2 separate regions of the Homo sapiens genome follow, and region 1 is linked to region 2. The links are chromatin loops, found by intact Hi-C in ENCODE. Cell type or tissue: K562. All regions are shown on one strand. Links, peaks and the distances in the headings refer to the core of each region. The heading gives the core; the rest is flanking DNA.

Region 1 (4,405 bases), core at 207-4,206, 620 kb before region 2:
CAGATGCCCCTCCCCCAACCCCGGCTGCTGCCTGCAGTTCAATCTTGGATTGCTGCACTAGCAGTGAGCAGGCTCTGGGTGTGGGACCCCCCACCCCGGGCCAGGCATGGGATATAATCTCCTGGTGTGCCATTTGCTAAGACCATTGGAAAAGCACAGTATTAGGGTGGGAGTGTCCAGATTTTCCAGGTACCATCTGTCACAGCTTCCCTTGGCTAGGAAAGGGAAATCCCTGACCCCTTGCACTTCCTGGATGAGGTGACACCCCACCCTGCTTCACCTCACCCTCAGTGGGCTTCACCCACTGTGCAACCAGTCCCAGTGAGAAGAACCAGGTACCTCAGTTGGAAATGCAGAAATCACCCACCTTCTGTGTCGATCATACTGGGAGCTGCAGACTGGAGCTGTTCCTATTCAGCCATCTTGGAACCCAAAGCGTGACTTAACTGATTTGAATTTCATCTCCTTTTAATGCTCTGCTCACTCTTTGGAAATGATGTAAATAAAGGTAGTATGAGAAAGAAGAAACAAAGAGACTTGAAGAGATGACAATCTAGATCACCTGCCTCTGAATAAACAAGAATTGGAGGCATTGCATATGCATATGTATGTATTTTAATGTAAGAAGAAAGTCACAACAATGACTACATAACTAATCCAGAGAAAGCTAAGTGGGTATCAGTAAGATACTTCTTAAAATGCAAGGAACTGCTACTTTCCAGGTGCAGTCTGGTTTATCTTAAGAGTGAGTCAGGAAAGGATGGTAACCAAGCATAATGAGGTACTTTGAAATGTTTGTTGAAACTAGATGTGGCTTACCTATCCTGTTCCTTTAAGCTCATGTAGGAATCTGGATTAATGAACACACACAGAGTTTCATAGTTCACAGAAACTAAGTAAGGAAAGAAGCAAAGTATACCAGTAGCTGTTAGCCAGAGTATGTATACATGAAAATACTATTTCAGAAATATTGTTTCTTCATGTGTTAAGAAGTCTAACTTTCCCTTTGTGCCTTCTCTCAGGAAGGCATTGGTTTCCAAAGACATGCAGGGAGATTCTGTCTTATTCCGGTTTATGAGCAGTGTTTTTTAAATGCCCTGATGAGGATATGAATCACATTCTTTATACCATCATAATCTAGCAACAAAACTTGGCATAGAATTCTTCTTCTTGGGCTTAAAATACCACTCATAACTGTTTTTGCTGAAAATTAAAAGGGAACTTTTTATCTCATATTTGAAACATAAGTCACAAGAATGACTAACATTTATGCTTTAAATTATTAATCCTAGTTTTCAGAATTTTATTATTATAAAGATCACTGTACTTTAAGTGATAAGATATTAAACTTACTCTGTGTCGAGCATGAGGAATCTCAATGTACTTTGCTAGGAAGAAAGCTACAGCTGAATTCTAACCAAAAGCAACCTCAACTTTATAAGTACTTCCTTTGAAATATTAGACACTAGGCCTTCATGTGTCAATTCATGTGAGTAGTGACTACTTTCTTTCTGGGGCGTAATCAGCTTCTATTTCCTGGATAACCTAGGGCAATAAATAAAATGTTCTTGCTATGGAAAAAGCTACAAATGAGACTACATTGTTCAATCTTCAAATTCCTCCAGAGACTCAAACTGGATATGGGAAGAAAACGTATTTTTTTCTTTGATCTTTTATTAGGTTCTATATCACTCTATCTCTTTTTCTTATTTTTCTTTAGTAGTTTTCCCCCTTTTATCTTTAAACATAAACCCCTCTATCTTCTCTACATTTATTTGAGCTACCTCGTATGCAATACTTTAAACACATGCGTGAGAATTCCTCTCTGAATTTTGAATTCTTGAATCCTATCCAACTTATATTTTGTCCCAAGGAGATATTACAGTCTACTCACTCTCTTTGGTACCCCGCCCTTCCAAAGGACGGTCAGGATCCTCCTGAATAGATCATACACTTTTGGTCTGAAGTTTGTATGCATACTCTATCTGATTATACTTCCCTGAAATATACCGTGGGGCATTTTCTAGAGGGCATCTGTCCTACATGATAAAGCATGTTATGCGTAGTCCAGGCACCCTGCTGATATTCACTAAGAATAATAATTTCATGGGAATTTTCTAGTCTAGGAAAATCATAATTTGCTTTTTAATAAAAACTCTCCCTCAGGTTTTCTTGACACATGTGTCAAAGGTAAAAATACTTTAGGTAAACAGAGCCCGACATCCCGCACCCCCAGCTTTGGGGTGAAAGGGGTTAAACAAGGGCAGCTGCAAATCTATGCCTAACCAATAGGGGGAGTTGCCAGAATATATTTTATAAGGGGACATATTTCTTTCAGGAATTACTTTCTGAAGCATTACTTCTCCCCCATGTGGTGAAAGGTTTAACTTTCATTTCTAATTCCCGCATCCTCTATTAGAGGAGATAATATAAAAGTTATGACTTAGGATTCTTTTTTTTTATTGAAGATCCACTTTTTAAAAATAAAGATATATTATTTCTCAATTTAGAATACATTTAAAACCAAACAAGCTAACATATATCCCCATGGCCATTCCACTCTAAAACTTTTAATTTTCTTATTTATCCATTTAACAAACATTTACTGAACACAACTCCATCTCAGGTAGTTGGCTAGGCTCTGTGGAGGATGAACAGGCCAATGAGATGCAATTTCTGTCTTCAAGAAGCTAATAATTTAGCAGGAAATACAAATACCTTCATGACTACTGTTAACACAACATGATTGAATACTGGAGTAAGGACCATAAAAAGTGTTTGGGAGAATACAGGAGGAAATAGTGAATTATGCCTGCGGTGGTTGGGGATATATCATATATCTCCACAAGAAACCTCACAAAATAGAAAAATTCAGACTTGTTTTTCTAGAAAACTTGTCACAGGAATAAAAATTCTCCCACAGAATTCCATAGGAAGAAAATGTGCATCAGGATATTTGATGAATCTCATATATATTGCTTTATTAAAAAAAAACCCTGCTAACCTGTTGAACACAGAAAATGAAAAAAAATGAAAAAGGCTAACTCATTTGAGAGTGAATGATCATCAGCCGATGTAGTTTTCCTTAACATCTGTACATTCCCAGAGAATAAAGCCATGAGAAATAAATGCTGCTATTGAAGAAAGGTGATTCTAAAGCAGAGGTTTCTGAAACTTGTCTATAACATTCAACAAATGATTTGTCTGTAACTTATCTATAAAACAGACAATTCAATGATTAGCAAATGTGTGATAAATATTATAAAAACAACACTGTAGCCTATCTACACTCCTTCATAGTTCCTGCTTTAGAGATGAGTAACGTCCCCTTGCCAATATCCCTCTTCTAAGAATATGCAACTTTTTAAAAGGGAGACATACATATCCAAATAACCACAATAAAGTCAGGCTATAATAAAGTGTGGAGTGGGGGAAATGGGGTGTCATTGCTAATCAGCAGGGGATTTCCTTTGGTGTGATGGAAATATTCTAGAATTAGATTGTAATTATGGTTGCACCACTGTGTGTATACTAAATATGATAGAATTGACCACTTTAAATGGGTGAATTGTATAGTATGTGAATTAAATCTCAGTAAAAAAATCAGGCTGTGATAAGCACTGTGTTTGTCTTATAAATGAAGCACGGTGGGCATTTGTGAAAAGAGATTAATTCTGACTGGGGTATATGAGACTTCTAGAGGGAGGTAAAATTTGAGCTGGGACTTGAAAGATGAAAACTCTGGTAAGCAAATACTAGGAATGAAGTTGGGAAGAAAGGGCAGTCCAGGAAAGGAAATGGCTTGATGAAAGGCATTGATATAGGAAAGTTAATGGCAGTGTTATACAAATTGTGGTCCGTGGAATGATGCTTGTCTGCAAACCATTTGTTATTGGTTGTTGATCACATAAGTATAAAAACTGAGAGTAGTTCCTTAGAAACTTATATAGTAACGTGACATTGTTGTTACATCCAAACATCATCATTTTTTCTAATAATCCATTCTTATATTTCATAAAGTATTGATTTGTGATAGATCAGAACTTAAAAAAAATGTCCTTCACCATAGTCAGTTTGAGAAACAATGGTATAAGGCATGAAAAGAGAATAACTACCCTGTGTGGTGAAAAGATGTGTGTGTGTCTGTAACACACACACACACACACACACACACACACGCAACATGAATGAGAACAGAGGTGAGGTAAGAAGGAATAAAAAACAGAGGATAAGGCTGAACTGTCGAAGAATGTAAATGTCAGATACAGATGCTGGACTTATTTCATGTACTGTGGTGGGAATCAGCTGAGAGTTTTGAATAAGAATGACACAGTCTGGTCAGGTGCAGTGGCTCACACCTGTAATCACAACACCTTGGAGGCCAAGGCAGGAGGATAGCTTGAGC
Region 2 (4,405 bases), core at 81-4,080:
GGGAAACTAATTAAGGGGCTTCCCAATAATCCAGGTAGAGATGAATAGTGCCTGACTAAATACTGAAGAAGGAAGAAAATGAAGCAAGAGATGTTGGGGAAATTGATGAGGTTTTGCAAAATCGTTTTTTTTTGTTTTTTTTTTTCTTTTTTTGAGACGAAGTTTCACTCTTGTTGCCCAGGCTGGAGCGAAATGGTACAATCTCGGCTCACTGCAACATCTGCCTCCTGGGTTCAAGTGATTCTCCTGCCTCAGCCTCCCAAGTACAGGCACCCGCCACCACGCCCGGCTGATTTTTTGTATATTTAGTAAAGACAGGGTTTCACCATGTTGACCAGGCTGGTCTTAAACTTTTTTTTTTTTTTTTTTTGAGATGGAGTCTCGCTCTGTCGCCCAGGCTGGAGTGCAGTGGCGCAATCTCGGCTCACTGCAAGCTCCACCTCCTGGGTTCACACCATTCTCCTGCCTCAGCCTCCTGAGTAGCTGGGACTACAGGCGCCTGCCACAGCGCCCGGCTAATTTTTTGTATTTTTAGTAGAGACCGGGTTTCTCCATTCACAGGATGGTCTCGATCTCCTGACCTTGTGATCCGCCCGCCTTGGCCTCCAAAAGTGCTGGGATTACAGGCACGAGGCAAATTCATTTATTATTCAATATCATTGGACACGTATTATATGCCAGGCATATTGAAAGGCACTGGGAAAGCAACACTCATTTAAGAAATATTTGTTGTGTATTTATTTGGGTATGAATAAATAAAGTTGGGGTGGACTCTATTGTAAGTACAGTATTAAGAACAGAGAATACTTTTAGAATCCTAGCAGACCAAAACAGAAAAGGCTCATGGAGATCCTCCCATATTAACCAATCTCCTTCCAATTTCATAAACTGAGACCACAGAGAGGTCAAGTGACTTGTCACAGAACTAATACAAAGGCAAAGCTTTAAATGTGAAACAGGTCTGATCTGATTTCCAGTCCAGTGCTCGGATTACTACTTCCAGATCTGAAGCTGGAAGGTGTTAATCAGGAAGACTACAGAGATGGAGATGGCAAGTATGAACAGCAAGAAACTGAGGGATCGGAAGAGGACGTCTTAAACTGGGGTTGTGTTTTTCTACATTCAGAACCCCAGAGTTTTGCAAACATTACAGCTAAAAAAAAAAAAAAAAAAGAAAAGAAAAAGGCAACATGAAAAAGACAACATTAGAAGGTCAAGGAATGGTGAATTGTAAGATGTGCATGCTAAAGCAGTGTATCCAGTCTTCGAAGGAAGTAGGTCAGGTTAGAAAGTTGTGATTTCTCCAGTGATTCTTTGCTTAACGACAGAGATACATTCTGAGAAGTGCACTGTTAGGTAATTTTGTCACTGTACTAACATCACAGCATGTACTATGATACAAACTTAGATGTCATAACCTAGGCTACATGGTATAGCCTATTGCTCCCAGGCTACAAACCTGTAAAGCATGTCATTGTACTGAATACTCTAGGCAATTGTAACACAATGGTAAGTATTTGTGTATCTAAACGTAGAAAAGGTACAGTAAAAATATGGTATGAATGATAAAAAAAGATACACTTCTATAGGGCATTTACTAATGAGTGGTGCTTACAGGACTAGACACAATTCTAGGTGAGTCAGTGAGTGGTGGGTGAAATGTGAGAGCCTGGGACATTACACTACTGTTGACTTCATAAACACTATAAACTTGAGCTAGGCTAAATTTTTTTTAAAAAGTTATTTCTTCAATAATAAATTTACCTTAGCTTACTGTAACTTTTTTTACTTTTTTAAAAACTTTTTGATTCATTTGTAATGAACACTTAGCTTAAAAGGGAAGCATATTGTATAGCTGTACACAATTTTTTCTTTATATCCTTATTTTTATAAGCTTTTTTTCTATTTCTTAAATTATCTTTTTCTTTCTTTCATTTTTCTTTCCTTTTTTTTTTTTTCACTTTTTAACTTTTTTGTTAAAAACCGAGACAGAAATATGCACATTAGCCTAGCCCTACACTGGATCAGGATCATCAAGATATCATTAGGCAGCCAGACGCGGTGGCTCATGCCTGTAATCCCAGCACTTTGGGAGGCCGAGGCAGGCGAATCACCTGAGGTCAAGAGTTCGAGACCAGCCTGGCCAACATGGTGAAAAACCATCTCTACTAAAGATACACACAAAAAAATTAGCCAGACGTGGTAGCGGGCGCCTGTAATCCCAGCTACACAGGAGGCTAAGGCAGGAGAATTGCTTGAACCTGGGAGGCAGAGGTTGCAGTGAGCCGAGATCGTGCCATTGCACTCCAATCTGGGGGACAAGAACAAAACTCTTTCTTAAAAACAAACAAAAAAAGATATAATTAGATTATAGAAATTTTTCAGCTCCAGTTCCATGGTAATCTTATGGGACTATCATCATATATGTGGTCCATCATTGACATCATTGATCCAAACGTCCTTATGCGGCTCATGATTATTTCCCTAGGACCACAGTCAGGGAGGAAAAAGATGTACTCCAGCGACCTCTGCTGAATTCCAAAGGCTGCGGCCATAGTTCCTGGTGACGCAGACAGTCTGATAAAAAACTAAAATGGCGGTGTCGCCCGTACACGTCGTGCAGCAGAGCATGACGGAAAGGACTCTGCTGGAACGACTGGCGGCACAGACTTAAGGCCGGACTCCACTCCCCACCCTCTGTAGTTGGGGCTTCATACCCCTGAGCTATGATGGCACCTTATTGTGAAAACGCCCTGAAAGTGCGAAGAGGTCTCTAAGCCACAGGTGTGGCGATGTTGTTGTCATTACCAGGGACATTCCAGTAGGCGGCGATAGAGGGCAGTATGAGTGCCGCAACCACGCCCTACTTTTTCTAGAGCTGGGTTGTTAAATGATAGGGTTTGATAGGGTTTGAGGCCGAGTCAGAGTTTAAGAATGGTGGAATTTAAACTTTAAAGCTAGGAGTTTTCATCTGAGATTCCTACCGGAAATACACAAGGGTTTGTAGCAGTGGTGAAGGTCAGGAAGTGAATTCCTTGAAATAGTATATAAAAATAAAAACGTAAATTTCTCTGCACTTGTAGGGAGAGAAGGTCCATAGCTTTCATCAAAGAATTTGGTGAATCCTTGCCTTAGGGGTTGGGGCTCCGGGCCAGGGACAACATAGTATAACAATAATGCAGAACTGTAGAGCCAGACTTTCTGGTTTCACATCTTTACCTCTCTAAATCCTTCCTATGTCATCTTAGGCAATGCACTTAACCTGTTTCAGACTCAGTTTCTTTATCTATAAAATGAAGATAACAGCTGTGCTGACTTTTTAATAGACATTCTGACTGGCATAAGATGGTACCTCGTTGTTTTCATTTGCTCTTCTCTGATGATTAGTGATGTTGAGCATGTTTTCCTTTTTTAATTTTACTTTAAGTTCTGGGATACATGTGCAGAATGTGCAGGTTTGTTACACAGGTATACATGTGCCATGGTGGTTTGCTGCACCCATCAACCCATCATCTAGGTTTTAAGCCCCTCATGCATTAGGTATTTGTCCTAATGCTCTCCCTCCTCTTCCCCCACCCCGACAGGCTCCAGTGTGTGATGTTTCCCTCCCTGTTTTCATGTGTTCTCACTGTTCAACTCCCACTTATGAGGGAGAACATGTGGTGTTTGGTTTTCTGCTCCTGTGTTAGTTTGCTGAGAATGATGGTTTCCAGTTTCATCCATGTCCCTGCAAAGGACATGGACTCATCCTTTTTTATGGCTGCATAGTATTGCATGGTGTGTATGTGCCACATTTTCTTTATCCAGTCTATCATTGATGGACATTTGGCTTGGTTCCAAGTCTTTGCTATTGTAAATAGTGTTGCAATAAACATACATGTGCATGTGTCTTTATAGTAGAATGATTTATAATCCTTTGAGTATATACCCAGTAATGGAATTGCTGGGTCAAATGTTATTTCTGGTTCTAGATACTTGAGGAATCACCACACTGTCTTCCACAATGGTTGAATTAATTTACACTCCCGATAACAGTGTAAAAGCGTTCATCCCATTCAAGACATAGGCATGGGCAAAGACTTCATGACTAAAACACCAAAAGCAATAGCAACAAAAGCCAGAATTTACAAATTGGATCTAATTAAACTAAAGAGCTTCTGCACAACAAAAGAAACTATCGTCAGAGTGAACAGGTAACCTACAGAATGGGATAAAATTTTTCCTATGTTTATGTTGGCCACTTATGTGCTTTCTTTTGAAAAATGTCTGTTCATGTATTTTGCCCACTTTTTAATTGGTTATTTGTGTTTGTTTCTTGTTCAGTTGTTTGAGCTCCTTGTAGATTCTGGATATTAGTCTTTTGTTGGATGCCTAATTTGCAAATATGTTATTCTATTCTGTAGGT

The links. Hi-C counts contacts between places; a loop is a spot of excess contacts. Peaks named below come from ENCODE experiments on the same cell type or tissue, not always from the same donor. Only the 100,000 strongest peaks of a DNase experiment are listed, where the experiment ranks them.
Region 1: it touches region 2 in a loop (14-fold over the local background); 2 of 110 quality-filtered maps call a loop at or near these places.

The regions. Positions count from the first base shown.
Region 1 is chrX:66,108,013-66,112,417 of GRCh38, forward strand. No RefSeq gene overlaps it. Among named protein-coding and RNA genes, the nearest start is that of HEPH, 54 kb to the right of the region's middle. In K562, for the core only: a CTCF peak has its summit at 2,320; a DNase peak (open chromatin) is centred at 2,279.
Region 2 is chrX:66,726,364-66,730,768 of GRCh38, forward strand. No RefSeq gene overlaps it. Among named protein-coding and RNA genes, the nearest start is that of EDA2R, 89 kb to the left of the region's middle. In K562, for the core only: CTCF peaks have their summits at 2,526 and 2,840; DNase peaks (open chromatin) are centred at 2,558 and 2,828; H3K4me3 peaks cover 355 bases.